2 separate regions of the Homo sapiens genome follow, and region 1 is linked to region 2. The links are chromatin contacts, found by Hi-C or POLR2A ChIA-PET in ENCODE. All regions are on one chromosome and are shown on one strand. Each heading gives the region's core, a stretch centred on a gene start or an enhancer-like site at or near the end of the contact. The rest is flanking DNA. Distances are from core to core; before and after follow the strand shown.

The links. A loop is a pair of places that touch in the nucleus more often than their neighbours do. ChIA-PET counts read pairs that join two places held with the same protein, here RNA polymerase II (POLR2A).
Region 1: a loop to region 2 is called in a map of PC-9, with 30 times the contacts of the local background. The contact joins two enhancer-like sites. A Hi-C loop is called at or near these places in 1 of 168 maps with a recorded cell type or tissue (PC-9). POLR2A ChIA-PET finds 5 or more read pairs at or near these places in 3 of 52 experiments (activated CD4-positive, alpha-beta T cell and activated CD8-positive, alpha-beta T cell).

Annotation. Positions count from the first base shown.
Region 1 is chr13:24,245,259-24,247,958 of GRCh38, reverse strand. The region is part of intron 2 of SPATA13 (spermatogenesis associated 13); the gene reads right to left. Among named protein-coding and RNA genes, the nearest start is that of SPATA13-AS1, 7.8 kb to the left of the region's middle. RefSeq lists an enhancer at 1-62. Within about 2 kb of position 1,349, at least 2 of the 41 ENCODE cell types and tissues checked have a DNase peak (open chromatin) inside an H3K27ac peak, as active enhancers do.
Region 2 is chr13:24,207,232-24,209,931 of GRCh38, reverse strand. The region is part of intron 1 of SPATA13 (spermatogenesis associated 13); the gene reads right to left. Among named protein-coding and RNA genes, the nearest start is that of SPATA13-AS1, 46 kb to the left of the region's middle. Within about 2 kb of position 1,400, at least 3 of the 41 ENCODE cell types and tissues checked have a DNase peak (open chromatin) inside an H3K27ac peak, as active enhancers do.

The DNA.
Region 1 (2,700 bases), core at 100-2,599, 38 kb before region 2:
GAGCTTGTGCCGCAGCCCACCGGCTCCCTCCTTGAGAAACCAAAATGGTGGCTGGTAGAGGCAAAGGAGGCACACCTCCAGCCAGTGACAAGAGACCCCGGGCCCCAGGCTCGCCATTTCCAGCCTGAGGGTCTGAATGCTCACTGAGGCCACGTGCCATGAAGAAGTGGATGCAGAGCCCGGGCGGGTGGCTCACGTCCGTAATCCCAGCACTTTGGGAGGCCAAGATGGGCAGATCACTTGAGATCAGGAGTTTGAGACCAGCTGGCCAACATGGTGAAACCCTGTCTCTACTAAAATACAAAAAAATTAGCCAGGTGTGGTGACAGGTGCCTGTAATCCCAGCTACTTGGGGGGCTGAGGCGGCAGGAGAGTCACTTGAACACGGGAGGTGGAAGTTGCAGTGGGCTGAAATTGCACCACTGCACTCCAGCCCGGGTGACAGAAGGAGACTCTGTCTCAAAAAAAAAAAAAAAAAAAGTGAATGTGGAGCAAAGAGCACAGTGTGGGGTTTATAGATACTTTACTCCAACCACTCATTTTTCAAATCAGGAAAACTGGGACCTAAAGAAGTGACGTGACTTGCCCAGGGCCACACAGTTAATCAGTGGCAACAAAGACACAAAACAATGGGCTTCGTGAGTTCTTTTCCAAAAGTTTTCCTGCAATGCCACGTCACCTCTGCTCAAAAGACAATCCCGTGCAGGTTCCAGCAACTTCCCCTTTGCTGCTGTCCACAGATCCCTCCTGCTGGGCTGCCACCTTTAATTCTCTCTCCACTGACGGCACCCAGAATAGCATACAAATGATTTTGAGCTGAAGGCTTTAGAGAGTGACCTCTGTTATCTGCCTAAAAGCAGAGCCTCTCAAAAGAACTGAACTGTCACAAATCCCCTCCTGGGAGTTGCCTGCTACCAGGGTAAAGAGGGGAATCCACACCCAAACAGACACTGTCACAAAACTCACGTATTTTCCTGAAAGCCTATTTATCTTTCCTAAAAGTCACTTGTTTTCCCTTAAGTTCTCTTCTCCCGGCCTAGTAAGATGCCACATACTGCTTAAATTCTAACCACCTCCTTGAGTCACTTTTTTTTTTTGAGATGGAGTCGTACTCTGTCACCAGGCTGGAGTGCAGTGGTGTGATCTCGGCTCACCGCAACCTCCACCTCCCAGGTTCAAGTGATTATCCTGTCTCAGCCTCTTGAGTAGCTGGGATTACAGGCACCTACCACCACGCCCAGCTAATTTAGATATACATTTTTTAGCAGAGACACGGTTTCACCATGTTGGCCAGAATGGTCTCGAACTCCTGACCTCATGATCCACCCACTGCAGCTTCCCAAAGTGCTGGGATTACAGGCGTGAGCCACCACACCCGGCCTGAGTCACATTTTTCTATGAACTCTGTCTCTCACACACAGAGACACGCACAAACGCAGGCATGTGAATAAACATGTCTTTTCTTTTGCTAATCTGTCTTCTGTCAATTTAATTCACAGGCCTTAAAATTCACAGGACTTAAGAACAGAGTCAAAGAGTGTAGAGGAAACGTTTTTTTCCTCCCCAACACCACTACAGGAAAATATGAGAGAAATCATGAAAAGGTTAATATTATTTTCTCTATTACACATGAAAAACAAAGATAGTTTAAATTACCGAATCAAATGGCACAGACAACTTAAGTACATAGTGAGAATAAACCCAATTACATTATTGCCCTGTAATAAAAAGGTTCAGGAACAACACGCTAGAAAAACAGAAGTACAAGAAGACCACAGGCAGGGAACTGTCCACCTGCTCACAAATGGACGTGCAGCCCTTTGTTCTGTTCTATTTTTAGTTAGTTTTTTGGGGTCTGGTTTGTTTTGGTTTTACACTTACGTGACACGCACCCTGCCTTTTCTCAGTAATGCCAAAAGTAAGGAACTACTCCAGGCAGTGACAGATGCTGGGTACAGGCAGGTGAGCTCCAAGCAGGTCAGTAGACAGCAGCGGGCAGGACTCGGGATCATTCTTTTAATACATCATGCCTCAGAGTCAGCACAGTAGAGCACACAAAACCAACTGTTGGCCGGAGCACAGTGGTTCACACCGCTAATCCCAGCACTTTGGGAGGCTCAGGCAGGAGGATTGCTTGAGCCCAGGAATTCAAGACCAGCGTGGGCAACACAGTGAAACTTCATCTAAAAATAAATAAATAATAGCAGGGCACGGTTTTATGTGCCTGTCGTCCCAGCTACTTGGGAGGCCGAGGCAGGAGGATTGCTTGAGCCTAGGAGGTGGAGGCTGCAGTGAGCCATGATTGCACTACTGCAATCCAGCCTGGGCAACAAAGCAAGACCTGTTGTCTAAAAAAAAAAAAAAAAAAAAAAAAGAAACAACTGTAATTCTACGTTCAGTATTTATACAGTTCCAATGAAGATATAAAAGGAGAAAACATTCCCTCTAAAAGGTACCACATATTCTAAAAATAGCAAAACTTAGTTACAGTATAATATACAAAATTGAAATGTCCATTTTACTCCCAGCAAAAGTACAAAGAGAAGGATAGAGGAAAACTCTCAGATTTAAGCTCACATTCAAACATTGATTATTCGCCAAAAGACGGTTAAATTCCTTATGAAACAAATTTGAACTTTGATGGATATTCTAAAATGGAATCTTTTTTTTTTTTTAAGCAAAGTTTATGTACTTCTGAAA
Region 2 (2,700 bases), core at 151-2,650:
TTACAAGCGGTGGTAAGGATGTGCAAGAAAGGAGACCCTCACACACTACTGGCAGGATTGTGAATTAGTACAGCCCCTGTGGAAAACAGCATGGAGGCGCCTCAGAAAACTAAATATAGAACTACCATATGATACAGCAATCCCAATACTGGGTATATATCCAAAAAAACGAAATCAACACCTCAAAAAGACGTCTACACCCCCTTGTTCATGGCAGCACTATTCACAGTAGCCAAGATACGCAATTGACCTAAGTGTCCCTGAATGGATGAATGGATAAAGAAAATGTGGTGTATACACACACAACGGAGTACTATTCAGTCATGAAAAGGATGTCCTGTCATTTGCAGCAACACTGATAAAGCTGGAGGATATTATGCTGAGTGAAATGAGCCAGGCACAGAGAGACAAATACCACATGATCTCACTTAACACGCAGAACTGAAAGCAGAGACCAGAACAGTGCTGTCCTCTCACCTCCTCTGGTGGCCTCCTTTTATTTCATCAAATAACCTTGGCAAGAGCTGTCTTTTCATCTCTTAATTCCCTTACCCCATACTTTTAAGTGCAGCAATCTAGTTTCAACAAAAACGCTGACCTTTTAAAATTAAAAATGAAATGAAATTAAAGTCTTACACCTCTATCTGAGACAACTAAAAGCCTAACTGAGGTTTAATAGAGAAACGGGGATAGCACCTTTAAAATATCTACTCTTGATACCACTGTGATCACATCTGTGTTCAAGTCGAATTCCTGAAATCGGCTTGTCCTGAGTACAGTTCTTGGGCACCTAAGCCAGAGGCTCATGATGTCTATCTCTGCACCTCCGTTAGAATGACCCCTGCATCAGTGCTGAGAGCTCATCAACAGTGGCAGGAACCAGGAAGCCACAGCTGACCCTGACATGCTCCCCTGGAGATTAGACTCTTGTCCAGAAGACAACAAAAACATAGCAATCTCTATTTTCTAGGAACTTTGTGTTTTCCACCCAGTTTTGGTAAAATTCAGATTATAAAGGAAAACACCAATATCCGATCTTCAGTATAAGAGTGAATACAGTATTCACCTCTTGAGACTCTCACTTGACTTCAAATTAAACCAAGTGCGGTAATTTCTGAAGAAGCTGAAACTTTTCTGAACTTTCTCCTTGTTTCTCTCCACACTTAGCAATATCCCTTTCCAGCCAGCTGATTAAAACTACTTAATAAATGGAACTGTCAGGGATTTCTTTTGGCCTATGGGCTCCCTAAAAGTCTTAATGAGAAACCAGGGTGCATGAACTGAGAATGTCTGGGAACCCTCTGGACAAGAAGGTGACACCTATCTGCAACTAAAGATCAGTCTGGAAAGTCCCCACCAGTCTTCTTGATCTGCATGACTAACCGATCCACTGGAGAAAAGCCAATGTGAGCTGTCATCCACATGGGAAGGGAAAATCACTCTTGGAGAACTCAGACTCCACCTATATTCACTCACTGGAGTGCTAGGAGCACTGGGGATTATGAATTACACTGTTTCACTTCAATATTCCTCAGGCACAATCTATATTCTGTATTTTATTCCACAGTGGTGCAACTTGGAATTGGAACCACTTTGCATCTAATTAACAGGAATATGGAACACAGGTTATTATCAGCCTTTTTGGCAACAAAGCCCTCAATTACAGGGAATTTCTGGAAGAAAGCTGATCACTCCCCAGTTCCGTCACTATTCTGGGAGGCCACCAGGTCCTTGATTCTGAACACATTCAATAACTCTGAGCCTCACCTGACACTAATTACCTTCCTCCAGCCTGCTGACAAAAGAATTTCAGCCTCAGATTTGTTGAGCCCATTTTGACAAGAACAAGGCTCGTCCCTTCCCTGCCGAAAGCTCTTTCAGCGGCTCCCATCAGGCAGTGCGGCTCCAACTTCCCTAAATTACTCCTAATTACACATGAGGTGGAGGAGGAGAGAGAATGTCTATACGCCAGATATTCTCAACACAACTACCCTCTATTATCACATCCATTTCACAGATGCAAGAATCTGAGGTTAGGTCCTAAGATCACACCATAGAAAGTGACAGGGCCACCACCTACACCAGGTAGTCTGGCCACAGCATCTGTGTTCCTAATCCACTGCGACTGCCTCCCTGATGGCTCAGGATAGCCAGTCTGCATCTTGGGTGATGCGCAGAGGTAGCAGGTTACTGAACGCTGAACATTTCTTTACAGTTGCATAGTTTATCTTTACAAGTCACACAAATACTGCATTCTTTTCCTAAGATTTGTCTTGATAAAAAACAACACTAGCCACTTCACATCTATTTAGAAGCCTGTTACCTTAAAAAAACAGAAAATAACAAGTGCTGGTAGGGATGTGGAGAAACGAACCCGGGTGTACTGTTGGTGGAAATGTGAAATAGTGCAGCCACTGTGGAAAACATTATGGTGGTTCCCCAAAAACTCAAACACAGAACTATTACATGCTCTAGCAATTCCACTTCTGGAGATATACCCAAAAGAACTGAAACTGGGGACTGGAACAGATTTTATTTTCTTTCCGATTTTTATTTTAAGTTCAGGGGTACATGTGCGGGATGTGCAGATTTGTTACCTAGGTAAACGTATGCCATGGTGGTTTGCTGCACGTATCATCCTATCACCTCGGTATTAAGCCCAGCATCCATTAGATATTCTTTCTAATGCTGTCCCTCCTT